Linked DNA regions of Homo sapiens: region 2 is linked to region 1. Evidence: read pairs that join two places in POLR2A ChIA-PET (ENCODE). Cell type or tissue: PC-3. All regions are shown on one strand. Links, peaks and the distances in the headings refer to the core of each region. The heading gives the core; the rest is flanking DNA.

Evidence for each region. ChIA-PET counts read pairs that join two places held together with the same protein. Peaks named below come from ENCODE experiments on the same cell type or tissue, not always from the same donor. Only the 100,000 strongest peaks of a DNase experiment are listed, where the experiment ranks them.
Region 2: POLR2A ChIA-PET joins it to region 1 with 33 read pairs; 4 of 35 experiments call an interaction of 5 or more read pairs at or near these places.

Annotation. Positions count from the first base shown.
Region 1 is chr17:28,628,825-28,633,208 of GRCh38, reverse strand. It overlaps BLTP2 (bridge-like lipid transfer protein family member 2), which reads left to right. Exons shown (of 39, transcript NM_014680.5): 20 at 47-267; 21 at 970-1,160; 22 at 1,290-1,389; 23 at 1,528-1,730. Among named protein-coding and RNA genes, the nearest start is that of BLTP2, 14 kb to the left of the region's middle. In PC-3, for the core only: no CTCF peak of the experiment used is centred there; no DNase peak of the experiment used is centred there.
Region 2 is chr17:28,504,896-28,509,279 of GRCh38, reverse strand. FOXN1 (forkhead box N1) reads right to left here and starts at 2,932. Exons shown (of 9, transcript NM_001369369.1): 1 at 2,837-2,932. RefSeq lists an enhancer at 729-1,681. In PC-3, for the core only: no CTCF peak of the experiment used is centred there; no DNase peak of the experiment used is centred there; H3K27me3 peaks cover 59 bases.

The DNA.
Region 1 (4,384 bases), core at 246-4,245:
AGTGAGTGACCAGGGCACTGAGGGCTGGGGTTCCATTGTGAGGCAGGTATGACGACTGCTGCTTCCTTCACCTGCCTGACCTCTGCATGACACTGGACCTGCAGTGGCTGTGCCATGGGAACCCCCATGATCACCATAGTGTCACTCTGCGGGCCCCAGAGTTCCTGCCTGAGGTGCCCTTGGGCCAGCTTCATGACTCCTACCGGGCCTTTCGCTCGGAGAACCTCAATCTCTCCATCAAGATGGATCTGACTCGGCACAGTGGAAGTGAGGCTTGGGCCTGGGGCAGTGGGGAGGAAGGGCTTGGGAGGACGGGCATGGATGCTGGGGACTTTAGCTTGACCCTCTGGGGAGGGGAGGGGAGGGGAGAAGGGCAAGGGAGAATCTAGGTTAGGACCTTTTTTTTTGTTTTTTGGCAGGGGAAAGGGTTGGTGTCTTAGTCCTTTTTGGCTGCTATAACAGTAATACCACAAGTTTGGTAGCTTATAAACAACAAGCGTTTATCTCTCACAGTTCTGGAGGCTTGAAAGTCGAAGATCAAAAAGAGCTGATAGATTCAGTGTCAGTGAGGGCCCATTCCTCATAGATGGTGCCTTTTTGCTGTGTCCTAATATGGTGGAAGGAGTCAGTGAGCTCCCTTGGACCACTTTTAAAAGGGCACTAATCCTATTCATGAAGGCTCCACCGTCATGATCTAGTGACCTCCCAGAGGCCCACCTCTTAACATCATTACCTTAGGGGTATTTCAGCATGAATTTTGGGGAGATGCAAACATTTAGACCATAGCAGTAGGGGAAAGCAGAGAGCTTAGATCCTTGAAAGAAGAGGGAGTTGGGGATGCTGAATGTGAGGCTAGGTGCTGTTTGGATTTTGGATTTTTAAACCTCTACAACCTGCAGCAAGGGAAGGATTTAGCTTTACCTCTGTGTTTCATCCATAACTAGGAAATGTCTGTCTTTCTCTTTGCAGCAATATCCCAGCCCCGAATTCTGCTATATAGTAGTACCCTGCGCTGGATGCAAAACTTCTGGGCAACTTGGACAAGTGTCACAAGGCCTATCTGCAGGGGAAAGCTCTTCAATAACCTGAAACCCAGCAAGAAGAAACTTGGTCAGCACTACAAGCAACTTTCCTATACAGCCCTCTTTCCCCAGCTGCAGGTAAGGCACTGATGTCCCTGCTGACATCTTCACTTTATTCTGCTTCTAGTTTTCTTGTTTCTCATATTGAGTCCCTTAATCATCCCTCTCATGCCATCCTTTGTTAATGTTATGCTCTCTTGTTGCCAGGTACATTATTGGGCCTCATTTGCCCAGCAACGGGGCATCCAGATTGAGTGCAGTCAGGGCCATGTCTTCACTCGGGGGACTCAGCGGCTTATACCTCAAGGTAAAATGAAAGACTCCTTTCATTTCTCCTATCCTGTTCCTTGTTTTTCCCTTCTCAGTTCCATTCCCCTCCTCCATCTCTGTCTTACACTATCCTCTGAACTGGTCAGCATGGTCTCTGTGTGCCTCTTTTTCTCAGCAGGCACAGTGATGCGGCGCCTTATCTCTGATTGGAGTGTTACCCAGATGGTGAGTGACCTAAGTCAGGTGACCGTTCACCTGATGGCCTCACCCACTGAAGAGAATGCTGATCACTGTCTTGATCCCTTGGTAACAAAGACCCACCTGCTGAGCTTGTCCTCCCTCACCTACCAACGGCATAGCAATCGCACAGCTGAGGAGGTACTCCCTGACACACTTTCTTTATTACCTTATTTATATTAGTAGGTATCTCAGCCTACTTGGGCTGCCATAACAAAATACCAGAGACTGGGAGGTTTATACAACAAAAATTTATTTATGAGTTTTGGCTACTGGGAAGTCCAAGATCACGGTGCCCGCATGGTTGGGTTCTGGTGAGGGCTGTCTTCCTGGCTTGCAGATGGCTGCCTTGTGTCTGTCCTCACATGGCAGAGAGGGAGAGAGAGCACAAGTGTGCACGAGTGCTCTGGTTTCTCTTATTGTAAAAGCACTAATTCTGTCATGAGTGCCCCACCCTCGTGACCTTATGTCATTACCTCCCAAAGGCCCATCTCCACATACTGTTACATTGGGGGTTAGGACTTCAACATATGAATTTGGGGGGAACACAGTAAAGTCCATAGGAGTAGGTTGCAGATTAAGTCCCTGGTAAGGTTTCTCATATATTCCAAGCATGTATGTCATTACTTTATGACAAACTCATTTGGTTTAGCTGTATCAGCATCCTTCTTTTTGAAAATACTTTTTCTTTCTCTCCTAAAAATAGTATGTTACTCTTTAGGAAATAGAGTAAAATTTTTTCCTAACACTGAAAAAAAAATTGGTACTGCCTTTCCCCCAATTAGGGAAGGATTTTAAGTTGAAATTCTCAAGTCATTTAAAATACAGTGGGGGAGGGCTGGGTGCGGTGGCTCATGCCTGTAATCCCAGCACTTTGGGAGGCCAAGGCGGATGGATCATTTGAAGTCAGGAGTTCAAGACTAGCCTGACCAACATGGTGAAACCCCCATCTCTACTAAAAATACAAAAGAATTAGCTGGGAATGGTGGTACATGACCGTAGTTCCAGCTACTTGGGAGGTTGAGGCAGGAGAATCTCTTGAACCCGGGAGGTGGAGGTTGCAGAGAGCCGAGGTCACACCAGTGCGCTCCAAGCTGGGTGACAGAGCAAGATGCTGTCTCCAAAATACAAAAAAAAAAAAAAAAAAAAAAAAACAGTGGGGGCTGGGCTCAGGTGGCTCATGCCTGTAATCCCAACACTTTGGGAGGCTGAAGCAGGTGGATTGCTTGAGCTCAGGAGTTTGAGACCAGTCTGGGCAACATGAGGAAACCCTGTCTCTACCAAAAATACAAAAAATTATCTGGGTGTGGTGGCATGTGCCTGTGGTCCCAGCTACTCGGGAGGCTGAGGTGGGAAGATGGCTGGAGTCTGGGAAATCGAGGCTGCAGTGAGCCATGACCGCATCACTGCTCTCCAGCCTGGGTGACAGAGTGAGACCCCATCTCAGAAATAAATAGGCAAAGTGTGATGGCTCATGCCTGTAATCCCAGCACTCTGGGAGGCCAGGGTGGGTGGATCCCTTGAGCTCAAGAGTTCCAGACCAGCCTGGGCAACATGGTGAAACCGTGTTTCTACAAAAAATACAAAAAAATTAGCCAGGCATGGTGGCATGCACCTGTAGTCCTAGCTATTTAGGAGGCTGAGGTAGGAGGATGGCTTGAGCCCAAGAGGCAGAGGTTGTAGTGAGCCAGGATTGCACCATTAAGGCTGGGTGCAGTGGCTCACACCTGTAATCCCTACACTTTGGGAGGCTGAGGCAGATGGATCAGTCGAGGTCAGGAGTTTGAGACCAGACTGGCCAACATGGTGAAACCCTGTCTCTACTAAAAATACAAAAATTAGGCCAGGTATAGTGGCTCACGACTGTAATCCCAGCACTTTGGGATGCCAAGGTGGGCGGATCATTTGAGGTCAGGAGTTTGAGACCAGCCTGGCCAATATGGTGAAACCCCATCTTTACTAAAAAATACAAAAATTTGCTGGGCGTGGTGGCAGGTGCCTGTAATCCGAGCTACTCGGGAGGCTGAGGCAGGAGAATCGCTTGAACCCGGGAAGTGGAGGTTGCAGCCAGCTGAGATCGCACCATTGCCTTCAGCCTGGACGACAAGAGTGAGACTCTGTTTCCAAAAAATAAATAAATAAATAAATAAAAAATAAATAAATTAGCCAGGTGTGGTAGCACATACCTGTAATCCCCAGGTACTTGGAGACTGAAGCATGAGAATCGCTTGAACCTGGGAGGCAGAGGTTGCAGTTAGCCAAGATCATGCCACTGCACTCCAGCGTGGGTGATGGAGTGAGACTCTGTCTCAAAAAAAAATCACACCACTGCACTTCAGCCTGGGAGACAGAACCAGATTCTGTCTCAAATAAATAAATAAAAATAAATAAATATATTTAAAAAATAAAATGGGCCAGCACAGTGGCTTGTGCCCGTAGTCCCAGCTACTTGGGAGACTAAGGCAGGAAGATTGCTTGAAGCCAGGAGTTCAAGACCAGTCTGGACAAAATAGACTCCATTTCTTAAAAAAAAAATTTTAGAGGAACTCTGAAAACGTTTTTTGATAAAGAATAAAATACAGTAGGTATAGTTTGAATGTAATATAATATAAAAGCCAAGACCACTTAGTTTTTCTTCTCCAGGGTCTGTCTCCCCACCACGCCCAGTGAATTTTTTTTTTTTTTTGAGACTGCGTCTCTCTCTGTCGCCTGGGCTAGAGTGCAGTGGTGTGATCTCGGCTCACTGCAACCTCCACCTGCCAGGTTCAAGCGATTCTCCTGCCTCAGCTTCCTGA
Region 2 (4,384 bases), core at 66-4,065, 120 kb after region 1:
AGATAGGTTATGATGGGGAAAGAGACAGAGACGGGTGGAAGGGTCAGGGATGAGGTTGGAGTTGGGCACAGAGAGGGAGGGAGGGGCAGGGGATGGAGATGAATAAGCTGGAAAGACCCAATGTATTCTGGAACCATGTGGTTCGTGCTTCTGGGAGGCCCTCTCCCAGAGGTCATCTTGTCTTTCCCCAGCTCCTGGAGGTCCTCTCATCCTTCCCCAGCTCCTGGGCATGTTGCCAGCCCAACCCCACCCACCCCAGATCAATGGTTGCCTCTCCACTCAGGAAACCACCTCCTGTGGTCACATAGTCCAGTCAAACTCAACCTAAAATGCTGAGAACTTTCTCTGAACTCTGTCAGTCACTCCTGCTGCAGAAGCCAATCCTGGTTTCCTGAACTCCCCTCTGCCAGCCACAGCAGGGATGGCAGGCTGTGATTTGGAAGGACAGAGGGGAGGGCATACCTGCAGGACCTCGGTCCCCTCCATCCTTTTGTTATGGGCAGATGGGGAGGCAGGCAGAAGTGGACCGCAACTTCGTCAGAATGTGGAGTCAGAGAGAATAAGAGGCGCAGCGAGAGTGGGGCCTTTCTGTCCCTGCCAGCGCCCAAGCAACCAGGGCATTTCATTGTGACTTAGAACAGTCTCTGCCTATGTGCCTGGGCCCTGTGCAGGCAATGGGGGTTCTGCTGGTCCATGAAGACCAGGTGTCAACTCAAGCCAGAAAGGGAGAGGTTAGACATCAGGAAGGACTTCCTAGCTAGAGAAGGTGAAGAGTCCAAGGAAAGAGGCGATATGTTGCTTTCTTAGAGGCCAGATGGGACTGTCTGGGGGATGGGGGGAAAGGAAGGCTTTCCCTGAGGCAACGGATGGCACATGACAGAAGGTGCATGTCACCAGTGGGCTTTCCCCCTTGTCTTTAACTTTCCTAAGCCTTCTCGCGATGAAGCCTTCTCACGGTGAAGACGGCTGTTGGTTGGAGGCAATGTGGCGTCAGTGCGTGGATGAGACAAAGCTGGGGAGCAGGGAGGGGTCCTAAGCCCCCTAATTTTTCTCTAGTTTCCCAGGACCCACTGGTCCAGAAGATTCTGGGGCTCCCTGAGCCCCTGGGAAATAAAGTCCTCTGAGAACTCCCTGGCATTCCCGGGAGAACAGGTTTCTGGCTCTGGGAGTGAGTGAGGCGCCGGGCCTGGGGGTGCAGCGTGCCTCGGCAGGCCCTGGAGCCGGGAGCTGAGCTCGCACAGGCAGCGCGGGCGGGGCGGGGCTGGGCGGGGAGCCGGGAGGACATGCGCCTCTCCCTGTGGCTCCTTCGCCTTTGAGGATCCCCAACCTGGGGCAGCCCTCACCCCGTCTGCCCCTCTCCAGGACTCAGCCTGGCTCTGTCCCTGCCTGGCTCACCCTGGACCCCTCACAGAGCCACAAGAGAAAGGGACCAGGATAGGAGGCCCTGCCCCTTCCCCCATCCACTCGGGGTGCCCTTGTACTGCCTGTGTCTTGTGGTCAGGGAATGAGCAAGATGGTAAAAGGTTCTGAGCCAAGCCCGGTGGGGACAGGACTGCAGTGCAACGCCGCCCTCGGATCCGAGGAACTAGTGTTCCTCAGTGCGGGAGGAAGAAGGCTACCGGGCAAGCAGAGCTGGACCCTGCAGCAGTAAAGACTTCAGAGAGGCTCCAGGAAGGACTTCATGATTGTGAGGAAACTGACCAGATTTTCTCCTTCAGGGATTAGGAAAACTAGGAGGGGCAGCCCTGCCCGATGTGGGCAATGACTGGCATAGGGGCAGGGGATGGATAGGATGACTTCCCAAGATGAGCCCCTCCGCCCGGGTCCCTTCCCACTGACCAGTTGTGCATTGCCACAAAGCACATCCAGACATATCCCCCATGCCTGTAGGTGCCGAGAGAAGAGGCAAACACGCCCACTTGCTAGAGTCTACTCTTCATCCAACGGGCTTCTTTGGATATTTAGGGAGGGCCTGGGGGACTCCACGGGGAATGCCAGAACCTTATCTGAGCGGGTAGTGGGTGGGGAGGAGTCGGGGGAGCTGGCAGGGGCTTCCTGCTGCTTCGGCCACTTCCCTAAGGGCCTTCACTTCCCACGCCCCCAACTCTAGGCCCCAAAGGCCTCAGGGCTCCCTGCCTGGCCCAGCTCTGCTCACCAGGACTCTGCCTTAGGGGTCTTGCGGGAGAGAAATGGAGCTGGGGATAGGAGGCGACTCTGCCCTAAGCCCAGCATCAACTCATGGCCACAGCACCTGTTTGCCACCTGTCTGCTTCGCCACAAGGTGCACCATCTCCTTTCTGCAACCCAGGCCTCTGCATGGGCCCAGGCATCTAGACCCCAGCCCAGGCTGCGTGGAGATGTTGAGCAATTCCTTGATCTGCACACACCCTTGGTGCTCCCCAGCTCCCAGAGCTGGGCTCTCCCTTCTTCACCTGGAAAACCACTACATGGAGAACTTGGCCCCCTGCCTTTCAGCTCTAGTTTTCCAGATCTAACACTTTTGAGTCCTCATTTCCTCCCAGCACAGGGTGGGTGAGCGCATCTCCAACACACAGAGACACACACAAAATCCAGCACACACCAGAATGAGACCCACACCACAGCAAGAGGGATTAAAGTTGGACAACCTAGAAAAGGAACTGGAGGGGGAGGTGGGGGAAGGGGTGCCCCTTGGCCTCCAGGCACTCACCCGAATTCTGAGTCTCCCTTGAGCTGCAGTGAGAACCTGGGTGCTCCCCGTCACTCCTGAGCCCCGTTAAAAAGGCGAACGCCCTCCCCGTGCCCCAGCCCGGCCCTGCTGGCCTCCACGGCTGACTTGGGCCGGGGCTCCTCTTACCTGCTCAGTGAAGCAGGTCGGCGTGGGGGCCCGGGTCTGGGGGGCCAGGAGCTCTGTCCGTCTGTCAGTCCGTCAGCTCGGCCGTCCTGTGTCTGTGCTGACATCAGGTGAGGGGAGGCAGCTGCCAGGTGAGCCAATAATTATGATATCAGCTTCCCCTTGCCCGGAGGGGCTGCGCCAAAACGGGGAGAAGAGAAAGGTGACTAAGAAGCTAGTTTGCTCCTTGGCTCTTGTTTGACAGGTACCGGCTCCCGTGCCCGCCCCAGCCGCACCCTGGCCCCCCAACCCCTCCCTCCTCCTGAGCTAGCCCAGGCCCCCTCCCCTGTCCCTGCCAGTGCGCACAGCCTGTGGCTTGTAGAGGAGGGGGTTGTCCCGTGGCCCCCGCCTGCACTCCAGAAGGGAGATGTCGCCCCCCCACCCACAGGTGGGGCACAGGCCTGTTGGAGCATGCACGTGTGTCAGGAGAGCCTGGCCGCCACATGTATGCTCATGGAGCCCACTCATGAGGTTCTGGGGAACAGCGCTGGGTGGCAGCCCAGGGTTCTCTGAGGCACGGCATGGACAGGTTGGGCCCTTCAAGGGCCAAGCATTAGCACAGATTTGCTGGGAACTGTCTGTCCATGGGGCCGGCCATCTGTCTGTCTCTCCACAGCTCCCGCAGCACCTCGAGGGTGTCTCCTTGTGGGTGGGGGCGTGTGCACCCACTGGAGCATGTGCTGGTGACTCCCATCTCCCTCTCCCTCAGGGGCAGATACATGCGAGTCTGTCTGCATCTCTCCCTGGGTCTGTACATCTGTCTCCTGGGTGGGCGTGTGTCTGCATGTCTTCCCCTGTGTCTGTGTCTCTGTGTCCCCGGACCCAGGCCCGTGTGTCGTCCGTGTGTTGACATGCTCATGTCTGTGCACACGTCTCTGCTGTGGGTCAGCAACCTAGTCCTGTGTGAGCATGTGGGTGTCTGTGGGGGTGGAGATGGGGGCTCCCTGGTTCTGTGTCTTCATCCCAGGCTACTCTTCATTATTTGGAGGATAGAAACAGAAACCTGAGTGGCTGTTGCCCTGGTCTCTGGCCCCTTAGAGTTCATGTTGAGGGTGAAGCCCTAGGAATTGGCTTCCCTGGTCCCAGCTGGACTCAGGCCTGGAGCCTGTCCCTGCTCCCTGACAGCTTTCTCTGCTGTTCCCCCAGACCCTGTCCTCACCTCCTTCTCTCTGCTTCCTTTTCATCTTCTTTGCCCTCCATCCCCTTGTCTCCTGTCCCTGGTCATTCTTTCCCTCCTCCATCTCCCTGACCCTTGCACTGGCCTCTAAGCCCACTTGTGTCTCTTCCTGGAGCTAAAGGCTCTAAGGACCTAGTACCAGCACTGCTGCCCAGCAAGTTCTGGGATTTGGCTTCTGGCCTGAGGGTATGGACAAGTCAGCTCTTCCCCAGTGACTATCTCATTCCAAGGAGAGAGGTAATATCAACCCTGGCCGGGGCACAGTGGTGGTCATCTGGCACAAGTGTGGAGCATGCTAAAACATTTAGAGAGTTCTTAGTGGAGGCGGAAAATGT